3 separate regions of the Homo sapiens genome follow, and regions 1 and 3 are each linked to region 2. The links are chromatin loops, found by intact Hi-C in ENCODE. Cell type or tissue: A673. All regions are shown on one strand.

Region 1 (8,000 bases), 710 kb before region 2:
AGGCATATAATTTCAAGCCTATGAATACACTCAATCTCAAATTAACAGTATCATTTGAATAAACTCCTGCATTTGTTGTAAATTACAATAAAACCAGTTACCCCAAAACTTAGCAACTTAAAACAACAAACAGGCATTATCTTACAGTTATGCTGTATCAGGAATCTGGGTGTGGCTTAGCTGGGTGCCTCTGGCTCAAGATTTCTCATGAGATTGTATTCAAGCTAAGGCTGTCTTCTAAGCCTGTGATCTCCTGTAAAAGCTCAAATGGAAACCAAGCACTACATGCATGAGTGATAATTAAACGTGTATTGTTTAAGTGACTGGGTTGACTGTTAGACAGAAGTTTGAGCCAGTGGTTAAACAACTGCCAGATCCAAATGACCAAGATCTCAGAAAAGAGGTTTAGATTGTAAGCCATCCCATATCACTTCAGCTGAAACTGTTTTTCTCCCCCCAAATTCCTATACATCATGTGCCTAGACAGCTTATCTGCCAATGATCAAATTCAATATCATATTGTTAATTATCTTTTCAAGTTCACAGATTGTGTCCCACCTAGATCATAAAATTGTTAACTATGATCTTTTTGTGCTTTGTAGATGCAGGCATTCAAGAAAAAAATTTATTAGATTAATGATTGGATAATCCAAAGGAAATAGATTATTCTAGCCTAATTACATCATTAATTGAGACTGTTAAACTCTTGCCATTCTGTGTTTCTTTTTAATATATTTCACATTCATCATATCTGAGTGTTTCTACTAATAAATACTTGAGCATCTCTGTTCCCTGGAATGGACTGTCTGGCCTAGTTCCCCCATTAAAATAATTAAATGTCTCAAGAGCTTTATTCTTAAAACATATGTGTTTATTATAAAACATCATTTAGCACCTCTGTAAGGAAACAGAAATTTAACCACCTCAACCATTTATATTAATCAAAGGATATCATCAATATCTTATATACTTGCAGCCAAAGGAACAGTGTCAGAAGATCAAAGTTTTATCCATTTGAAAGATTATGGCAGACACTGTGGCTACCTAACCAGCCATCATCTTCCCCACACCCTCCTTTATTTCTTTCCAGCAGAACTCTGAATTTAATTGTGTTGCAATTAGACGACAGACTCAGAATTTAGAAGTAAGACTTTGCTGTTCATAAGAAACACATTTCAGAAAAGAAGAGGGAAAGAGTTCACCGGACAAGGACTGAGAACACCCACACCCCAGTTCCTGAAGGTATCCCAATTATAGCCTGTCTTTTATACTGACATATTCCCAAGGCACCTTTCATAAGTTTCATGTGGTCAGAAGGGAAGCAGTATCCTTGTGACAATCAGGTAGGGAAGATGAAACCTCAGGATGTTCAGCAGGTTGGGGAAAAGAAACCTTTAAGATATAAATAAAGAAACTTCAAAACAGCTATTTGAAAGGATACGTATAAAACAAATTTGAAAGTCATAGTATTTATCCACTCAAGCGTGCAGAAATTATCAAGGGGTTGCATTTGTCTAGAAGAGTAAAAATATTGTAGATTTACAAAGAGATGGCAGTATTCCTCCCAGGAAATAAAAATTATGAATGTCTTTGTTAAAAGAGTTCTTTATTTTTTAGCAAACATCATGTGAAGTTCTGTGTATGATGGATGGGCTGATTTTGTTAACATGAGCTAGGATACCAGGAGATTAAGGGAGGCCCCTCCTCAGGTCCCTGTGGTGAAATAATAGGTCTAAATTAATCATTGTGGACACATTACATTTGCAGTGACCGGTTAGGAATGAACTTGTAAATAAGTCCTTGCTGTTAAATACGAATTTCTTGGTGAGCATAAGGGCATTTTTGTGTCCAGAAAAGAAAATCTATTTGTACATTTACTTTTATTTAAAAAATTAAAATTCATTTTATTAAAATCACATATATAAAAAAACAGTTCTCTTTAAACTTTCAGGTTATAGAGTTTATGATAATTCTACTAATAACCTAGCATGTTTTAATAATTGGTTTTAAAGGTCCTTTGATTAATGCTTGGCATCACTTACAAACTTAAACAACTTTAAATACTTCAAACTGTATTTATAAATTAAGTGTATTCAAAATTTAAAATATTTAAATTATTTTACTTATAAAACTTGAGTTCTAAAACAGCTTTATATTTAATAAATTAAACTTATTAGCAGGATTAATCATACATTCTCATGAATGTTTCAACATTGTCTATAAACCTATTAAGATTTTATCATAAAACACAAGCCAAAATTGATAACTATTTTATATTTTAAGGGGAATAACAAAGCTGACTTGTAACTCTACAGAAACGAATTCCATAAGAATTATTATATAAACCATCAAATATGCTGTTAACATGATGGTTAGATTATCTTAAACTTTTTATCACTGTCTTAGCCAGCTTCATGTTGCTATAACAGAATATCACAGACTGGGTGATTTATAAAGAAAATAAATTTATATCTTATAGTTCCTGAGGCTGGAAAGTCCTATATCAAGGTACCAGTATCTTGTGTGGACCTTAATGCTATATCATCCCACAGGAGAAGACAGAAGGGCAAGAACATGTGAAGGCAAGAGATCAAACTCACAGCCTCAAGCCCTCTCATAATTGGCATTAATCCATTCATGAGGGTGGCACTATCATGATCTAAACACCTCCCATTAGGCCCCACATCCCAACACTGTTACATTGAAGATTAAGTTTCCAGCACATGCTTTTTGGGGGATACATTCAAACACTAGAAATCACTGAATTCTCAGTCTTCTCAAGGTTGAAAGGCACTTAACTATTAAGGTAATATTTATGTCATAACAGGCAATTTTAAGGAATAATTTCCCTCTCAGTTGCAATTGTTTAAATAACATAGATTTTAGCCTGGGTGTTGTGGCTAATGTCTGTAATCCCAACACTTTGGGAGGCTGACATGGGCAGCTCACTTGAAGCCAGGAGTTCGAGACCATCCTGGACAATATGGCAAAACCCCATCTCTACGAAAAATACAAAAATTAGCCAGGCATAGTGGCACACACCTGTAATCACAGCTACTCGGGAGGCTGAGGTATGAAAATCACTTGAACTTGGAAGGCAGGTTGCACCACTGCACTCCAGCCTGGGTGACAGAGTGAGACCCTCTCTCAATAAAAAAATTAAAATTAAATAAATAAAAATGTAAAACATAGAAGTTACCTGGATCACTAACTGGATTTTTTTTTCACAAGCCTTGCTAGAGTATTCTGAATTACCTTTATAATCTAAGAGAAGAATTTTAAAACTAAGGGAGTAGTAGGTCTCAGTGACTCAAAGTCTGCAGAATCTCTGTACACATTTATTACATAATTATATGTTGCATTTTTGCTCTTATACTGTGCAAATGTTTTCCCTAACACTAAAGATGACTAAATTTGATGCAATCTAATATTTTCTTCATAAGATCCCCAACTTTTCAGATACCATTTCTATGATATAAAATAGTATCTAATAGGATCCTGGAGATCTCTGGTGGCATTGCTTGATTATTCAAGGCACTTCCAAGATCATTTGACTCATGCTAACTAATGGCCCTTGAAGGCAAGCCTGCTGTGGGCCTCTGCAAAAATAAGAGGAGTGAACAGGAGGAAAGCCATTCTTCTTTAACTGGATGTTTTCCAGTCTAAATGTGGTTCCAAGAAGACCAAGAGACCTTTTGTGACCCTAAGGAGGCAAGCCTAAAATGTAGCAAACATGCCAAGGTTGACAGTGCTAAAATCTGCAGGCATGCTGCCCCTAAGCGTCTTATTACATGAGATATTACATGTCTTTTTGCTTAGCCACTTTCAGTTGTATTTTTGCTACTTGCAGCCCAAATCTCCCTAATTAATAAAATAATCCATCAAAGCTTCCACATAATCAATGAGACAAGAGGTTCAATCCACATAAACGGGATAAACTAGACATAAAGAAGCATAATGGATAACCCCATATATCAAAAAATGCCACTAGTTTCAACATAGACATAGCAGTGTATCCCATGCAAAAGATTTATATAGAGTAGATCCAACGCAAAGAGGTCCTCAAGGCATTTATTATCTAGTGGTTATATAAAGTTAATGAAAACAATAAAAACAGATAAAAGCTACAGAGCTTATATCAATAGTGCCTCAATCTAAATACATAAGCAAATGGTCAGTTGGGCTACTATGTGTTCTGGATGTCTATGGTTTCAAACCAGCCACTCCAAAGTAGCAAAATTTATTTACTTATGAAGTTGGAATAAGGGTAGTGCTCAGCAGGGATGGCTTGTCTCTGGTCTATCAGCAACAGCCAGGGCATCTGAAGGCAGGATGTTGTAATCATCTGTATTAGGCGGTTCTTGCATTGCTATAAAAAAAAAAAATACCTGGCTGGGCGTGGTGGGTCATGCCTGTAATCCCAACACTTTGGGAGGCAGAAGCAGGTGGATCACTTGAGGTCAGGAGTTTGAGACCAGCCTGACCAACATGGTGAAACCCGGTCTCTACTAAAAATACAAAAATTAGCCAGGAGGTGGTGCACTACAGGTGGTACACTCTTGTAGTCCCAGCTACTCAGAAGGCTGAGGCAGGAGAATCGTTTGAACCCAGGATGTGGAGGTTGCAGTGAATCAAGATTGCACCACTGTACTCCAGCCTGGGTGACAGAGTGAGACTCTGTCTCAAAAAAAATTTTTAAAAATACCTGAGGCTGAGCAATTTATAAAGAAAGGAGGTTTTAATTAGCTCATAGTTCTTCAGGCTATACAAGAAGCATGGTGCTGGCATCTGCTTCTGTTGAGGTCTCAGGAGGCTTACAATTATGGCAGAAGGTGAAGAGGAAGTAGGCATCTCACATGGCAAGACTGGGAGCAAGAGGGGAGGGGAGGTGCCACACACTCTTAAACAGTCAGATCATGAGGGAACTCACTGTTTTGTGAGGATAGCACCAAGACATGAGGGATCTGCCCCCATAACCCAAACACCTCCCACCAGGCCTCACCTCCAACAATGGAGATAACATTTCAACATGAGATTTGAAAGGGACAAACATCCAAACCATATCACCATCCAAAAACCCAGTGTTCAGGGAGAACTCAAATACCTGGGAACTGTCACAGCTGAGGCTCCTGAGACATCTATTCCTGTGAGCCCTCTCCACAGGGTCTCTCCAGCATGCTGAATTAAGGGTAGCTAGACTTCTTACAAGATGAATGTCCCAAGAGGAACAGAGGCAGGCAGGAGCTGTCTTATTTTATGACCTAACCTTGGAAATCATGTGTAGCCTCAATTTCACCTCATTCTGTTCATCAAGGCAGTCACAAAGGCCCTTCTCAGTTGAAGGAAATGGAAATTGACTCTATCTCTTGAAGGACGAGTAACAGAAAGAGCATGTGGGACCAGAAATATTAATGCACCATTGCTGATACAGTCTACCCAACTATGACATCATAGTTGTTTCTCAGTTACAGCCAAAGTGATGTCTTCAAGGAGACAGATTTTTAATCAAATCTTAAAGAATTTGAGAGACCTCGACTGTCATACGAAGTCTGTTTTTCAAGATAACACTTTTTTAAAGCAGTCATATATGTGTACAGTGTATATCCAGAAGCAAAGAAACAGATAGTTCTACTGAGAACTTCTCAGTGGCTTCACTATCTTAATTTATAAATACCCCAAAGCCAATCCTTGTTCCCTTTATGTACATCATCCAAATAATCTTAAGAGTAAACATTGTGGAAGCTTTTTGTGACACAGAATTTGACTAAATAAACACAAATACCTTCAACCTTTAAACCTTTCCTCAAGCTTAGATGAAGCTAAGTTATAAATAAACTCCAGTGGATTTAATACAGAGAAAGAAGTCAGCCTTAAAGTTCTGGCTTTGAAATAAAATGCAGCTCTTTTATGTCAGGGACTTCTGTCCCTTGTGTTCAGCACACTATTGTAGTCTCCACCCTGCTTACAGCACTGCTTTGCAAATAATGAAATGAATGCATAAATAAATAAAACTGGCATCTATACAATGCTTTACAATTTATAAGGCACTTTCATATATTTTGCTTCACAATAACTTGTGACATAAATATTATCATTATTGGATCCATTTAATAAAACAGGAAAGGTGAGAAATCAGTAACATAAGTAAATTTCCTGAAGTCACAGATATAGTGAAGTGTAAGAAATAAAAGTTGAAACACAAATTCCTATTTTATCAAACAACCCATGCCCTTTTCACTGATTATTAATAACTTTTATATATTTTTATGACTTTCACTAGGGTATTAATTTCTGGCATGGATTTTTGCTTTGCTGACCCTCCCAAAATATCCCTGAAGTATGTAAAACTATCATCCTTGGATGCCACACCTTCACTGTCATGATTATTGTTAAATTTTTAATTACTACATATATAATCTTTTAGCTATTCATCTTTCATCTTATTTACTTGTTAATGTTTCTAACATTTCTTCAATGAATATTTTCAACACTAACAGCTAGGATATAACTAAAACTTTTTTTCAACCAAACATGGCTAAAAGCAGATTATGTAGGCTTCCCACTGTTAAGTCTGGAAAAAAATTGTAAAAGAAAGGGTCAGTAATCTAGCATCACGTTAATTTATCAAAGTAATGATAAATACTTAATACATGGAAATATCTAATAACAGAAACCAATTCTGTTACAAGAAAGGGCATATTCATATGCAATGAATGGCCATAATTAGGGTAAATTTGCATATTTACCTTTGGGAAGTTTTCTCAAGGAATTTAATTGGCATTTTGACCCAGAATATCTTAAAAAAGAGATATATAAAGAAAAATTGAAGGTTTTTCCAAATCCATGTATGCCAGAGTTTAGAAACTCCCTGGCACTCAGTTTTTCCATACATTAAGGAAAGAGTTAAATGTGATAGTGTGCTCTTAACAAGAGCCAATCATCATTTGAAGTGAATGATATTCTCCTCCTCGTTATTCTCCAAGAACAGAATGCCTCCCAGATCCCAGGCTCAGAGAAAACTATTTCATTGCTTAGACTTCAGAGAAGGAAGGGGACGGAGAGAATAGAAAAACATACATTACCTTGAGAGTTAACTGTGAAACAAAGCTTCCAGATATTTTCTGTTTAGGAAACATGGAGACTAGAATGTATCTTCAAGATAATACGCTCTCTCTTTCTAGGAGGTCTGTCTGATGGTTACACGAACATAAAGCAGACCTGGTGGATTGTATTGGAATCAAGGCTCCAAAAACCACAGTCAGTTTAACACTGCCTAGAAGTCTTGGCAAGACTCCTCCCTTTGTCTGTCTTTGGGGTAAGTGTTCAGAAGCAGGACTTAGGGCCTAAAGGAAAGGCCTGAATCCACTTACTGGAACTCTCTGTGTCTTTGGAGCATGAGAGAAAGAAGTCTTCACCCTGCAAGAAGGGCAAAAGCAAGGTAGAACAGCAGCATTTCATTGGGGACAAACAGGAGCATTTCACTGGGGACAAGCATTCTCAACTTGAGAATGAGGAGCGGGTCAAGGAACTAGAACAAGGTGTCATCATCTATGTGCTAGGACAGGTAAGTGGGAAGGTAAGTGATGAAGTCACAAACAAAGCAAGATCCCAGTTCCTGATAACTGACACAAACACAAACTCTAGATAATTTTGGGCCACCCAAATACTGCCCTAGATTCCTTCACTTTCCCCTCCCTGGAACAGCCACGTTCCCAAAGACTGAAGCAGCACACAGCCTGGTGGCGGAGGGAGCTGTTAAGTGATCTTAACATGTAAGTACCACAGGAATATTAAGGAACATGCAAAAGGAATCACTCTCATTACCCTAAATTGTCTCACACATGAAAGATCAGAAACCTCTATCAGAGCAGAGCTGCTGGTTGAATTCACTCTTGCCAAATGAAAAAACTACTGGAAGCTGAAGCCACTGCTAAAAGGACTGTTTTCCACCAGGGTCACTACTGAAGGAACAGCTGCTAGTTGGTACTGGGAGTAGCTGC
Region 2 (8,000 bases):
GGGCCGTGCCCGTGCATTGGGGATGCTGGTGGGGCAGGGTGAGGGGAGAGACGATGACAAGGAGTTCAAGGCAGCGAGAAGAAGGGGAAATCCTTTGAACAAAATGGCATGACAGCCCACTACATTTTCCCCAGGAGGAGGCTAATCCTCCTTGCAGCATAGAGCAATTTAAGAGTTCTGCTTTTTTCCTTGTTTCCTGTGAGGGATGGAGACTCCTCATTGCTGGGGTTTCATTATAAATGTGACCTCAACTGACATGGCATCTCTTAATAAGGGGCAAGTCCTTCATGTATTTTTGATAGTGCACCAGTGACAAAATCCCTCTCAGTTTAGCAGAAAAATACCGCAAGAGTAAATTGTCAATGACAATATCAGTATACTCACTGGGCTTCAGGGATTAAGTGAATAGCAGCCATGGCCAGACCCTGACATGGCTTCAGGCACTTAAAAAAAAAAAAAAAAAAGCGGTCAAATTAAAGCCACATATATGAGGGGAGGGAAGCCTTCCTACCCCAGCAGGGAGATACCTTGATTAAAGCTCAGTCTGACCTTCCTGCTTCATCTCCACAGAAATTGAGACACATTTCCTAAATGGCAGGACTTTACAGAATCATAATGAGCAAGGACCAGGATGCTTTGCGTTAAATTTCCATCTTCATTCCTGGAGCAGGCAAAGGAGAAAATAAGAGAAGGTCTCTATTATTTGTTATCAAAAGAACAATGCAGCCCTCCCCTGTTTCTTTTGTGCAGAGACAGAATTATCTATGAAACAAGTAATTCATTCCTGGCCCCTTTAGGTAGCTTTTTTTGCACAGCTGATTTCTTAGGTTATTATTACTTAGTGGATGCCAGTAGTTTGATGGGAAATCTCCTTTTTTGAGGGTAATAGGTATTAGTAAATAATTCACCCTGGAAAACAACCCAAGCTTCAGGGAATTTAAAACAAAAACAAAACCCAACAAAACAAATCTGTTTTATAGATAATAAGGGTAAAAAACAGAGGATTTTACTTTTAGGTTCTTTGATGTTTCATTAAATCAAAATTACTTAAATTACAAAATGCTTAAGTAGTCTATGCAGACAGTAAGATTTGAGATTAAAATAACTTTTACCAATTTGGAAAATATATTTACTGCAAAATTCAATTTTTCTTTTTGTGTGTTAAAATTAAAGACAATAAAAACTGAATTCTTATATTATTAATACCCTCCTAACTTTATTTCCATATGAACTATAGAACCTGGCACCTTTTTGGTACTCAGTCAAGATGAAAACATTGTAATTTAATTGCCTTGGAAACAAGGTTCTAAATTGTATAAATATATATATTTTTAAGTTGAAAACAGTACCTCTATCCATCGTATGTTTACATAAGCAGTACATGTTGCTGTAAGTTTTTGGTGAATATATACTCACCCAAGAGAGGAAGATAAATTTTCTGAGGGTAAACAATGCTTAATAAAGAGAAAAATTCTATCAGCTTGTGTAGAATGAGATTACATAATCTCGAACAGCTCTCCACTGTCCCCATTGTCATTTAACACATTCTTTATGCTGGGTCAGGTCTGTGTTCTTGCAAATGATAAGCATGTGTGCAGTAGAATCTCACCTGTGCCTGCATAGAGGAGGAATGTATTCTGTTCACATCAGTGTTCCCAGATGAAGCCAAACATGTTTGTGTTTAGCAGCCATTGGTATGAAAGGAAAAAAAAATCTGGAGTGGAGAACGGAAGCAAAACACACCAACGTACTTTTCAAAACTGAGGACGTGCTGCTCTCTTGTGGAAATCTGTATTGCCAACTTGTAAAGCCTGGGCTGAGTTGCTTATGATTTTCCTAGACAAGACCTGGTTTAAAGTGGTCCACTTTGTCAGAATCTCAGAACCATATCTGAAATTTGAGTGCCATCCATACACAGGATTTCATTCATCATCTTGATGCAGAATCAAATCTACACCTAAAGGCTAGACTTGACCATTGTTCTTTTAAAAATGTTCGTTACATCTTTGTATGCAATAGAGTGTCTGTTCTTTTTCTTCAACCACCTCCTCTTCTACCTGGCATTGGTGTCTTTGAGTTATTGTGAATAGAGTTTAAGGCTTTCTTGATACAATAAACTAGGGAAATCTGGACTTTTTTTTTTTAAAAAAACATAGTTAATTCATGTACAAAAGTTGAAATAAATGGTAGGCAAGTAAAAGTTTAAAAAAATTGTAGCCAACAGCTGAGGAGATGCAAAGGCAATGAAATTATCTTCTGTCTTCCCTCCATTTCCACCTCTGCTTTCAACTGTCCTTTTTTTACTTTAGCCTTTCCCTTGGCTCACAGAAGAGTTGGGATCATATTTATATACTTTGTCCTAACCTGAGATTTGCTGGGTATATTTGCCAATTTGTTTTTGTTGGGTAATTTGTATTCTTTATATATATTCTGGGTTCTAATCCTTTGTCTTGGAGGCACAATGGAAATAACTTCACTCAATCTCTTATATTTTAATTTTGTTATGCCTTTTGCAACAAAGTTATAAATTTTAATATTGCCAAAATTATTAATATTTTCCTTTATGCCTTTTAAGAAGACCTACCAAGTCCCCAGGAAAAATATATCCATTGTCTTATATTTTCCATATCAAACTTCTTAATTCAATATTTTCATTCATTCCATTCATATTATCCCAATGTATGCTTGTATGAGCATCTCTGTTCAAGTACGTATTTATTTTATAGATTTACAGTGGATTTATTGTACACTGAATTTCAAAACATAATACATACAGATTCTTGAACAGGAAATTTTCAGGTACACATTTAGTGCAATATAGATGGACAATTTGGATGATAAAGAAAGTATTTACTTTCTGTTGAAACGAATAACAATATTTGATTAGGTAAAAATATATAGTCACTAAGTTTTTGTAATAGCGTACGTGATGATGCTTGTATTCTATTCCACATTATTCCTAATGATGTGCTATTCAATGGCTTCTTTTTTCTTTTCTTTCTTTTTTTTTTTTTTTTTAGCATTTTGGCATTTGAGGATTATCTAAATTTTTATCATCCTGATTGACTATTTTTTAAAATTAGAAATTCATATCCTAAACTTCAGTCTGACATTCATAATGAGGCAGTCACCTGACACCATTCTCCTACATCTGTGGAGTTGCCCTGGTTTACTAATAAGAATTACAGACAAATATTGTGCTAGATGAATTCTTGAAAGGGGAGACTAAAGAATTAACAGTGTTTTCTAAGAATAAAATAAACAGCCTTCTTGACCCAGTAAATGAATGCCATTAGGTGATTTCTACTCAGTCTTTGTACTAGCAATTCAGTCTCAAATAGTGATGACTTTAGTGGAAGGATAAGGACCAATTATGAGAGACTCAGCGATAGTTCTTTGTCCTTGGGTTCTCAGGTGGTTTAGTGCTGCTGAGTTCATCTGTGGCATTCCTGAAATAACTGAAGCCTGAATTCCATTTCATAACCAGTACTGGAAAAAGTAAGGGTCCAAAGAGGAAAAGCATAGAAAGCCACATTAAGCAGTTACCTGCAATGCTACAGCCTGATGAGAGGCATGAGGTACTGTTACATGTCCTCTCTATTCTGGGCAAAAAGTGTTTTTCAGTTTCAAGTCTTTGTAAGGCTACACTTCCAGCTTTTACTTCAGTCAGAAAGAATCAGTGATGTGATCTCAAACTGCTGGGATTCTGAAATGGCCTAATTTTAATTCAAAGTAGTTTTCTTTAGCATAAAAAGATGAATCATTCAGTTAGCATAAAGTGGTATCTTGGGAGGTATAGGAACATGATCCATCTTCCATCTTGCATTGCTAACTGGTGTCTGTTTATCTTCCCTTCCCCTTCCATTTCAGAGGGCAGCAAAGCAGTTCTGTGCATTTTTAGATCCCCACTTTTGCTTGCCATGCATGTGAGCCATAAGCCAGAGTTGATCATCACAAGGCCACACTGAATCTGGTCCACTCACTGGTGGGGACTGGCTCCATGAGGGCTTGATTAATGAAAGCAAAGCAAGAAAGGGAGTGAGCTATACATCTGAAAATGCATGCTTAATAAAGATAGGAGAGTCTAGTCATTTTTTGTTTCCCCTTATCAGTCTCAGCTGTGATTCCTAAATCTTTCCCCGTTGCTTGTTTATATTTCCTTATTGTAGCGTTTTAAACCTCATTTTACCTTCCCATGGCCTTGCTTTTTCCTAGTCTTTTGGTTAATGTTCAGAAATTACACAATTTCGTTACATGTAGCATCCCAAGACTGCCATCTAGTGGAATAAATTGGTCAAGACAACTTTTTATGGTGATCGTTCCCAAAATTTAAATTGGGCACGGTGTCGCTTGAAACAGAAATTCCTCCTTTCATCACAGTTCAAAGCAATGTCTGGGCTCCAACTTATCAAATTCGTGTAGAGAAACTGAAAACTGCGTTTAATTGTCTAAAATGACTGCTGGATATATAACTATGTTTGCTGTTTTATTAAGTTCTGCAGAGCTTCTGAAGAGTTGTAATATTTGCTGTGAAAAGTGAGATGGTGAAACTAATGGAATAAATGGTTTTAGAAGAAAGGGTGAAATTAAGTGCAGGTGTCTTTCCTGGGAAGGATTAAAAATCACAGAGCCATTTTGTCCTAGAAAAAACTTTTTTCAAAAATACGTCGTCAACCTTCTCATTAACTGTATCACGTGGAGTATTTTCACTGTGACAGATGCTCTTGCAAAGACTAAAGGAACACGTAGCTATTCCTATGGTATAATATAGTATCAGATGGTTTTATTTATGTAATTCACTCATTTTTTTGCATAGATGAATGTATGTAATTATACAAGGGCATATTATTTGGCTTTCTTTGATCATCAATTAGTGATTTTTTTTGGAAGAAATTCGTCCTGATTGAATTCTGTGATTTTAAAATATAATTCTTGATTATAAAAGTAGCACAAGTTCATTACAGATAACTTGGAAAAATTCAGAAATAATTAAAGAATAAACAAGACACCTATAATTTGTTCTCCAGAAAAACCCTTTTTTATTAGTTTTATATATTTTCCTTCTTCAGACTTTAACCTCTTCATAGATGTAATATATTTACAATTTTTCTTTGACAAAATTTTAATCAGTTTGGTTCTTTTTAAAACTGATATTTCAAGATAAACATTTTTTCCACGTGATTCAAGAACTAAATTTTTAATGACTATAAAATAGTTTTCATAGTTTTATATGAGATTTATTTAACCAATTCTAATTACTAAAAGTAGAGGCTATTTCCAAATGTTTTTCTCTTATAAATAATGCCACCTTGAAGTGATGTGTATTTTGTTGAGAGTTTGATTATTTTCTAATGTCAGGTTCTCTTGAAATTTAAGGCTGTGGAGACACAATTCACCTCTCCGAAAAAGTGGAGCAGAGAAATACATTACTCTCCTTTGGGATTCATCAGCATTAAGAACAATGGACAGAAACAGAATTCACAACATTATGTGATGAATGTTTTTCTTCACATTTTATGAAATCTCCTGCTAGCCTTACTCTGCATTTACCTGTTAGACAAGCTCAGCTTTATGTTGTTGGATCACGAATTCCCTAAGAAGTGTGTGTAGAACAGGCTCCTTAATTTCTAGATGTACGTGATATATCTGTGGCTTCTCAAACATCAACTAACAAAGGCCCCTTGGCAGTTTTATTATGAAGAGCCCAAATGGATCCTCTTGTTTTTTATTTAAGTCAATTGCCCATTTTTCTGTCAGAGCTGCTAGGCAAAACAGGCTTGGCAAGTTTATCCTCAAAACCATTTAGAGTAATTTGTGAGGGAGATTGGAGACACTTCAGTTGCCCATCAGCTGCTTTGGAGTCAATCACCATGGTGGAGGTAAATTAATCTCATGGCTTTCTCTCTGGAGAAACCTTTGTGCAAACAGTCTTGTCAAAGAGAAATGTGATGGCTCTCAGTAATATTAAATAGAAGTTGAAGCAGGTTTTCTTTAAGCTAGACAAAGCTACTGTTGATTCTTACAGTTGATTGCCAGCCTTGCCTTGAGAAGATCTGGAAATACTGAATCATCTAGCTCTTAAAGGCCTGGAATTTGGAATATGTCCACGCAAAATATTTGAGGTGTGGTATTGCCAATTATAATGTTGCGGTTTGCTAAAGAAGTTCTTGATGTTTTATGTGCAAAAACATAATTTTTGGAAACTCAGGCAACTAAGAGAAGCTTAAAATTGTTTAAGCCAATTGACTCTATCATATGAATAAGCATATTTTACAATGCAGTGGTTTTATCCCAGGAAACAGGATGGAGCTCAAATTATACAGTTCAGGCCATCCCAGCCTGAAATATATATTCTTTTTGGTGGTTTTCCATTGTTCTTTGAAAACTTGACAGAACTTTTTGAAAGTGGAAGAAATAAAGCTGGAGTAGGCCAATTTTGCTCACAAATTCACTGAGCTATACTCACTAGATAAGTCATCATTAAGTCTGTACATGGCACAGACATCTTTGTTTCTTAAAGAACACTTTTTACTTTTAAAATGATCCTTCTTTTTCCCCTTGGAAGGCTTTATGTGAAGACAAGAAATTTTGGATTCACTGTACCCTGCTCTGTATTCGAGGTAAATAGCTCAGACTGGAAGTGTTTCTCCTTGTGATCTTAATGACAAGTAGGACATGAGCAGTTTAAATGCCTCACCCTGCAGGATGATGATAATAGCCTGAGTTTGTATGTATCTCATTTGATCCTTGCCCCAGCTGGTAAGAAAGGCAAGGCAGAAAGTAATCGGCCCAGTTTTATATAGGAGGATAGATAAGGTGACTTGTTTAGTCATATGACTAATGAGTGACACAAGGAGAACTCTCACTTAGACTTTAGTGTTTTGCTTCTCCTAAACTGCAGTTTGTCTTTTCTTCTCTTTCTTTTCTCATTTCCCTCCTCTCTTCTCTTCTTCACCTCCCCTCCCCTCCTATTCCTCTCCGTTCCTTTCCCGCACTACCCATTCCCTTTCCTTCTAGGAAAAGAACAGTTGCAAAGGTTCACTGGAGAGACTATAGAATCTCTGGACTAAGTGTTTCTATAAAGGCATGATTAGGAATGATTACATTTTCAAAAAGTGATCATAATCATATTTACAACTATTCTTCTATGTCTATACATGAAAAGACTTAGAGGTTAACCAGTTTCTAATCTGAGGTTATTTTTAAAAATAATTCAAGATATAAAATAAAAAAATTGTGTAAGCCTTTAAAATAAACAATTACTGCAGAGTTTTCCAATTTGGAATTTGTATGTATATTGGCAACATCTGTGTAGCTACTTAGTAAGAGCATAAATATAAATGGATGTGATAGGCTGAGTATGTCCCTCCCCAAAAAAGATCCCTAGAATCACCAAAGATACTATCTTACATGGTAAAAGGGACTTTGCAAGTGTGATTAAGTGAAGGATCTTAAGATGGGGAAGTTGTTCTGAATTTTCAGAGTTGGCCCAAAGCAATCACAAAGGAGGAAGGAAGATCAGAGATAATAGTAGGAAATGTGACAAGGGAAGCAAGAAGCTAAAGTGATGAAATGAAGGGGCCAAGGAGGGAATGCAGGAAGCCTCTAGAAGGTGAAAAAGGCAAAGAAAAAAATTCTCCCCATGAACTTCCAGAAGGAGTCCAGCCCTGATGTTCCCTTAATTTTAGACTTTTGTTCTCCAGTGTTTGTGTTGTTTTAAGCCACTAAATTTGTGGCTTAAATAATTTTAAAAATAAATCATTAAAATTTATTATTAAAATAAGATAATTTGTTATAGTAGTGTTAGACAACTAAAACAGTGAGAATTTATCTTAGTTTTTTTTTCAAAATCCAGAGCACCTTAGTCAAGCATATGAGTATCTAGTTTATTAAAGACAACACTCTCCTTCACTACATTGTTTTATGTAGATTTATGACATCTTAATTACTTGCTGAGGTTCAGTTTTTGTTTATTTGAAATAATCTTTTTTTATTATACT
Region 3 (8,000 bases), 130 kb before region 2:
CCCCTCTGCCAAAGCAAGGAGATTTATCTGAGTACAAGTAATGGAAGGTGACAAGAAGAGGGAAAATATGGCCAGGAATCAGCTACATTTGATGAGACAGTGATGTCTGGAGGAGTCGGTGACAAAAAAAGAGGAAAATCAGAGCACTGTCACTCTGCAGAGCACGGCCAGCAGCACCTGCAGGTGATGTATGATGATACAGGCCCCCGTGTGCTACCTTCCTAAACTGGGCTATGTCAGCCTCTCATGAACAAGCAGATTTATTGTATTGTCACTGCTGCATCAACGAGCAAGGAAGTTGTAAGGATTGTGGGTAATAGAGTTTTATTTTTTTCTGGTTAAAGCCAACAGCCTACCTCCTTTGTCTCAGCAAGCAGGGGACTCACAGACAGAACAAATTGGAGTTTATACATACACTGATTATATTCCTATCCTTCCATGTTTTGTTATCATATGTTTTTGATTTTTGTTGTTACAAAAATAATGAAAATAACACAAATTATAGTAATATATAATATGTGAAGAATAAGCTTTATCTTCTGTGTTTCCTGCTGTTCCTATATTTTTACAAATTATCTATGATTACTTATATTTTTAGTTATTGTGAGCTAATAATAAAATACACCTGGGGAGAGAGTTTGTCAAGGTGCAGAGGGGAGTGTTTGTATACTCTTGGTGGCAAAGTCATTTGGTGCATTGTTTTAGGAGACAGTTTGGAAATATGTAGTTGAATTTAAAATGTGAACTCCCTTTGATCATGCAATTTCACTACTAGGAAAACTCTTCTACTGATATGCTTGTATAAACATGCAAAGGTAGATAGAAGGATGATCACAAAAGTGCCCTTTAGAAATGAGAAATTGAAAACAAACTAAACATTGGTCAGTAAAAGAATTGATTAAATAAATTATAGTGCAACTTCACGATGAAATATTACTCAGTATTAAAACAAGTAGTGTGCATTGAAAAAAGCAAGCCCTAGAACAGTTTGTGGTGTATAATTCCATTTTAAAATATATATACATGTGTGGATCCCAGTAATGAGCACCTGCAGTCCCAGCTACTCGGGAGGCTGAGACGAGAGGATCCCTTGAGCCCAGGCATTCGAATCCAGCCTTGTCAACATAGTAAGGCCCTGTCTCTAAAGAAGAACAAAACATTACACACACACACACACACACACACACACACACACACACACACACGTATGTATGTGTATATTATTATATATACCTGTGACATTTCTGGAAAGGAATAAAAAGTTGGAACTATCACTCTGGAAAATGTAACTGAGGGGTGGTTGTAGAGGCGAAAATTAGATACTATTGTACAAGGTGAAAACATAGTACCAGCATCTTTTACTTATGTAAATTTTAAACACTCAAAAATAAAAAGCGAAAGGGACTATAATTATCTTTCAGGATTTGTTTTGAACACAGACTGCCTCAAGATAGGTAGGTGACCCAAATGACTAACTGAGGAACATCCTTTCATGTGATCTTATCCCCACTGAGTAGGTGTTTCCTTTCTTCTTTTTACATTCAGTATAATTTTCAGCAACTGCAAAATATGTCAAGAAGGGGGAGAAGTAAATTGAGTAAAAATGGTTGTATGGAATTAGAAGAAAACACCTATAAATGGTAGGGAAAAAAGCCTTGTTGACAGTCATCAACCAAGAGGAGTGTACCATCTACTTTGAAATTTTTTCATTTTATTTTAAATTAAAAAAAATTTTTTGAATGGCTGGAGTTCTAGCAGCCAACTCGCTACTCTTGACTGCCTTTTCTGACTATTTTTGTCTGAAGCTACTGACAATGCTATTTTGACTGAACTCATGGTCATTTCAACCACATTTAATTCTCAAGAAGTAGAAGTTCTTGTTAATATTCTTTCCCATGTATAGCTGTTGCTGATGTTCTCGCAGGTGAGGGGGAGCCAAATTGTTTAGAAAGAACAGTATCTCCAGTTCTTGGAAGGATTTTGAGCTGAGAGACCACCAGAGATGTCACCACTGTTTGATGTTACTTGCAAAAAAAAAAAAAAAACAAATTCTTTTCAAGAAGCCTATACATAACTGGTTAAAGTGAACTTTTTGATTGAATGAACACTTTATTAAATTGACTACTTCGCTGGTATTGTGAAGTATTTTCTATGTGTTAGGTCCTGCTAGACACTGGGGGTATAAAGATAAAAGTACGTATTCTTATGAACTTTACAATATAGTTGGAGAAGTAAAGACATGATCCACAAATTACAATATAACATGTTAATTGCAAGGAAGTGAGTGGGTACAAGCTGTAGTCAGCAGGAAACACACACGCTGATATTTATAACTGAAAAACACACGGTCACTTTAGCTTATTAATTAGGCTGGAAAGAATCTACTATGTAGAAACCATCCTAAGCATTTTCTAAGAGGAGCTATACGTTGTTGTAAAATCAAAACCTAATGGTGGGGATGGTGATCCTGGAGGGGAAAAAAAAACATAGAATGTCATGACTGTCCATTTATGACACTCATCCTGTTTTCATTCTTGGAAGGTCCTCTTTTTCTCCAGATAATGTTGCTATTAAAAACTCAGTGTCCTTTTGTGTAGTTTTACAACTTAGGTAATTGAGAAATATTTTCCTTCTGAATTTTGCACAAGAAACAGACAATTAGATTTGCACTGCTTGCAAAAACTTAGGAAATTTTGAGGCAAAAGTAGTAGTTATTAATGAATAAACAAGAGAGCTTTTGACATCATTAAAGACCACTAGATTCCTCCTTCCTGTTTTAAAGCCTTCCACACTTCTCAGTTCCATTTACTTTTAATTATATGATTATGAATAAATCACATAAAAATAATAGATCTGGGTACATTAATTATGTATTGAAAGACAAGTAGATCCAACAGATTAAACAGAATAGAATAAGTGTGTGTATTTAGTGATTTTTGTTTGGCTGTCTGCTCTAACAAGCACCACCCAAATTTACTGTTGTGTGCAGAAAAAAGAGAGAAAAAGGAATGTGACAGGTAATTCTAGGACTGTGTTGAACTGAAAAAAAATTACATAATTAAATAGCTCCAAGGTGTACTGTATAACAGTTCTTATTAGTTCTCTAGTTTGATATTTGGGGCCCTTCGGAATGAATGTGTTCTAGCTTTCTAGAAGGCTTTGGAGTTAGCCTTGCGCCATCTGCTGGATCATGTTAGTATTTGCATCTGCACTAGAATGGGGTGTTGGAAAGACATTCAGATTCACATTTTAATGTCTTTTGCTACTAGCCATGGCAGAGGATCCCCCACCATTTTTTTTCCAGCTTATAGCATTTTCCTCTGAATGTGCTTTATCTTCTCTCTGTCTTTGCTGCCAGGAAGATGCACCTAATTAAGCAAATTCCATTTGTTTTTCAGATACGGTGTGTCTAAAATATGGCCTCTGCAAACAAATGAGATGTAGAGGACAGTGGGCGGGTGCACAGATCTGAGCCTCCTCCCATGTGCTTGCTTGGATGCTTATGTCTGTAGGCAGGGGACAAAAAACATAGTCAGATAAGCTGAACTACTAATGTCTTATTTTATTCTTTCTGTTTTTATAAAACATCTTGTAAATAAAGGTGTCCTCATTAGGTTTTATTCGGTAAATGAACTTTGTCTGATATAAGAAACAGGGAAATGTTCTGGTAAAGAAAAAAGGAATTGCTAAAACAATGAACATTTAAATTATTAGGTTTACAGAAAGATCAACACTTGAAATTATGACTGATAATTTCTTATTATTCTCTGATAACTAGACTGCTTTTGAAAACAAATCATTGGCTAAACATTTCATGAAATTCTCTCAAGGACTGGGATGAATTCCAAGATGGCTTCATTGTTATATGTAAACAAAGGCAAATAAGCAAAGCTGCAGAAAAATGCCCAGAGGACATTTTCTCACTGGATAAACACATGAGGTCTTACTGGTCATGGGTTAACTACTTCACATATTTTAGATCTTTAAATTGCTGGAGCACTCACATGGGAAACAAGTATAGCCACTGTTTTTATGATGAAGATTTTGCCATAATTTCTTTGTTTATCCTTTTGTCATTTTGTGTGCATTGTGGTACTCGTGGATGAGTGTTATTGGTATTTCTAACTGCACTGTAAGTCTAAAAAACTGCAGTATTCCCCATTTGACTCACCAGTCCCCATTTAACAAGTTAGGAAAAGAAATGAATTTGAGACACTGAGTTCCTGTCTTACAAATTGTGGGATCTCATGGAAAATACCAAGTCAGACAGCAAGTTAGCATTTTACACTTTTAGGATAATAGGTCAGCAGGAATGCAGCACAGGAGAAGGTGCAAAGGTCCAGAGACTAGGGACATAAGGATCTGACAGCTTGCTGCAGTCTTGTTATGCAAGATCAGCTGTTCAAGAGCAAATCTGTTAAATCTCACATTTACTTCTTGTCTGACACTGGGGTTGGCCACTCAGCAGATGCAGATGACAAGAGGAAGGCAACTGTAACAAAACAGAGCCTTGCATGTCAGGGAAACTTCTGTCATGGCCCGTTTTCATTTAACCTCAGCACTGAGTCCCATTAGAGGAGCCCTCTAAACACCTCTCTGAGCTGCTTTGATCTGAAAAGACTGAGTTTCATGAAACTTGGGGAAGAAATAGAAAGTATGTATATGAATAACTATGGGTGAAAAGTCTTGGATGAGGCCACTTTCAGAAGACATTTGTTATTTCAAGAGTGTTTGATTTAAATAGGAGAGTAATAGAATAGAATAATAGCGATATAAGTATATAGGAAGTAAACTCCATCATTACTAAGTAAACAGCTGCCATCAGCAACTTTTCTATATAGTCACAGCACCTTTGAGGGCTCTCTTTGCAGCAACAAATGATAGGAATGGAAATTGGTCCCTTCCTTCACCATATATGTACAGGTGATCCTTATTATTTGCGGATTCTGTGAATGTTGCGTATTTGCGACTGTTGGGGAACATGGAAATCTACAGTTTAAACGAAGTTCCTAGATGATTCCTACATTATAACATTTGCAAACATAATTGTAGGCTCCAAAAACAGAAGCTTAGTCATTGACAAGCTGTGGTCACATGGGAAGCTCAGTACAGCCTTCTTTGTCTTCCCCTACCCCTCACTCCAATGGTAGATACTTATAATGTCTGGAACTTGGTGGGTTTATGGACCTTTGAGGCAAAAAGCAGACAAAACACTGGTGAGTTCTCTTCTTAGGAGTTGTTATGGATATCCTAGATCTTGTCTTTGGGAAGGCCTAGAAAGTCAGAGATCTGAAGCAGACAGAGTAAAGTCACTGACAGCTCCAGTCCCCTCTACCCGATTTGAGATCATGGTCTTTATGCCTCCACAGCTCTGCTTCATGAAGACAGATGGGGAACAACCCCAGTGCATTCAGTTCAACCATCACCCTGTGCCTGGCCCTTCCAGATGTACCCTCAATCCTTTACCTCTAGCCTTCTCTTCCACCACTCTCCTCTCACTTACTTTGCTCCAGCTGGACAGGCCTGCTAATTGGTCCATGAACACAGCGCACTCATTCCTGCCACAGGGCCTTTGCACTTAAACTTCCCTGGGACTTCACATGCCTGGTGAGACTCTCACTTGGTTTAGCTCTGTGCTCATATGTTACCACTCAAGAGGCCTTTCCTGAATGCTCTGTCACTCTTCCTGTTACACTGTTTTATCCTTTTTTTTCCTATCTCTCACTAATATTACATGGTTATTTTAAAATGTCTTTCTTCCCCACCACCCTTCTCTTCAGAATGTAAACTTCATGAGGAAACTGTCTTGTTCAACTCTTTATTCTTTACCTGCTCCAAAAAATGCTTGGCATATGGTAAATCCTTAATAAAATAACAGACTGACCGAATAAATATTTGTCCATAAAGTGTTCTTTGGAAATCCCTTGGCCCATTATCATTCCTGTTCACCTAGTTAAAGGAATCCGGAATTTGATTAAACAAATCAGTTTATGTTGCACTAACACGTGTTCACGTTTAGAACACATTATATTTAAAATTAATAGAAAGATACTAACAGAAAATAAAGACAGTGCAGGGCACATCTGTGAATGCCTCCAGGGAAAACATCCTGTTACAGAGGGTCTTGTAGAATGTAGAGTAACTCCATATATACATTTGGGGGTTCTGTAAATGGTCACAGGGCACCAGGAAGCAGGAACAACATGAATAAAAGCAGTATGTTTTAGGAAACTGGGAGTAACTTCAGGTGATGAGAGATAAGGACACCTGGGGAGAAGTGGCAAGAGATGAAGGTCCAAAGATAGAGGAAAGTTAAGAATAGTTTTGCCTAGTGTGCAAAGTACTCTACTCAATTTAATTTTGAAGAAATGAAAAAAAATCAAAAGTTTTTAAATGCAATCATGACTGTGTTTTAGAGTGATAGTGGCGGCAGTGGGTGGTAATGGATCAGAACAATTATGTTAGAATTAGCGAGGAGAGTTAGGAAGCATCGCGGAAATACACACAGAGTACGGGGCTGGTAGCAATGAAGGAGGAGAGGGAGAAATCATGCTGAAGCGGAATCAGTAGGATTTGGAGATAGTTTGGATGTGAAAAAGAATGGTCGTAAGCATCCCATTCAATAGTTGTTCTTTCCTTTGGGTATGAGATGAGTGGAGTGCCCTACCAAACAAGGAAATGCTTCAGAATCACCAAAGAAGGAGGAAACCACAGTTTTTAGTCTTGAAGAGTAAATAGTGGAACTAAAGAAAACCAATTGTTAACATATCAGGGCCAAAGATATAGAACATATGATTATTCAGGTACCTGATAGTTTCTCTGGAACAGATCCATGATAACATGTGTATTGAGCAGAGATTTATAGGAAAATGTCAGATGATAATTAATTTGAATGCAATAAGAAAGATTTGAAACCAATAACAGCTAACAGGAAAAGCTGATTTAAAATATGCATTTAAAATGAGCTGGGCATGGTGGCGCACACCACTTGCACTCCGGCCTAATGACAGAGTGAGACTCCGTCTCAAAAAAAAAAATGCATTTATGTTATAACAAAAGTACCTTAGAGAAAGAAATATGCACTTATACCAATTAACAATATACTCCCATTCCACTTTCATTAAGTTAATTATTGTTAGGAGTACCTCTGCTGATCTAGCCAGAGTTTTATAGCTTCTTCCTTACGCACTCAGGTGTAGCAATAGAACTGAGCATTCAATTCTAGGCACTTAAAAAATAAAAAAGGAATAGAGACTTATTTGGTAAATAGTGGCAGCCACTGCCTGCCTTCACTCCCTGTCCCATGGCCAGACACTCTGCATTCAAGGCAGTTTCCACTGGAATGAATGAGGCTGGCAAAGGATGCAGGCTTAAAAGTACCTCCTTGACTGAGACTCAACAGCAGTAGGTGCCAAGGATCCTGTTCATGAGGGAAAGGGCGGGGCATAGAGGAGCAGAGCTGGGTTTCTGGACACATGTATATAGTATGTTAATTGCAATAAATTCAGTCTTCAATCTTCTAAAATGCTCACCTTCTCAGCTTCTGAATATCAGACATGTGGGTTTATCTCTCAACAGTTTATTCAGTCTTAAGAGCTACTCAGAGAAAAGAAGATTCAACTGATTTATCTTGTTGAGGAGGACAAAGAGTTAGGTACCTTGTGCTCACCATTTTTTTATGGCTAGGTTGTGCTCATTGTTCCAAACTATCTGAGCTTCACCATACATTTTTAAACAAAAATAAACTCAATATCCAGAACAAAATATGTTTAATATGACCTTCCCGTGCCTTTTGTATCTTTCATGGTGAGGTAATTGCATCAATTCTTTTAGAAAATTCTTCTCCATAATTAGGCGGATTCCAACTTTCCTTTTCTCACTTTCCCAGTGGAGATCACCAACAATAAAATCTCGAGAACCTCCCTGTACAATTATTAACTATTACTTGCATCTTTGAGAGGCCAAATACAATATTTGGAGTGGTGAACTGGAGCTTTCAA

What was found. Hi-C counts contacts between places; a loop is a spot of excess contacts. Peaks named below come from ENCODE experiments on the same cell type or tissue, not always from the same donor. Only the 100,000 strongest peaks of a DNase experiment are listed, where the experiment ranks them.
Region 1: it touches region 2 in a loop (3-fold over the local background); 4 of 110 quality-filtered maps call a loop at or near these places.
Region 3: it touches region 2 in a loop (2.9-fold over the local background); 12 of 110 quality-filtered maps call a loop at or near these places.

What each region holds. Positions count from the first base shown.
Region 1 is chr7:10,632,738-10,640,737 of GRCh38, forward strand. The region is part of intron 1 of MGC4859 (a long non-coding RNA gene); the gene reads right to left. LOC124901588 (a long non-coding RNA gene) reads right to left here and starts at 5,515. Exons shown (of 2, transcript XR_007060209.1): 1 at 5,105-5,515; 2 at 4,225-4,369. LOC107986766 (a long non-coding RNA gene) reads left to right here and starts at 7,607. Exons shown (of 4, transcript XR_001745090.2): 1 at 7,607-7,772. In A673, a CTCF peak has its summit at 4,530 (motif pointing right); no DNase peak of the experiment used is centred here.
Region 2 is chr7:11,339,739-11,347,738 of GRCh38, forward strand. It overlaps LOC124901590 (a long non-coding RNA gene), which reads right to left and starts at 1,704. Exons shown (of 3, transcript XR_007060212.1): 1 at 1,610-1,704; 2 at 528-661; 3 at 1-443. In A673, CTCF peaks have their summits at 1,787 (motif pointing left) and 4,299 (motif pointing left); DNase peaks (open chromatin) are centred at 1,753 and 4,273; H3K27me3 peaks cover 251 bases.
Region 3 is chr7:11,209,095-11,217,094 of GRCh38, forward strand. No RefSeq gene overlaps it. Among named protein-coding and RNA genes, the nearest start is that of PHF14, 240 kb to the left of the region's middle. RefSeq lists enhancers at 3,082-3,131, 3,222-3,271. In A673, CTCF peaks have their summits at 3,176 (motif pointing left) and 3,376; a DNase peak (open chromatin) is centred at 3,167; H3K27ac peaks cover 1,105 bases.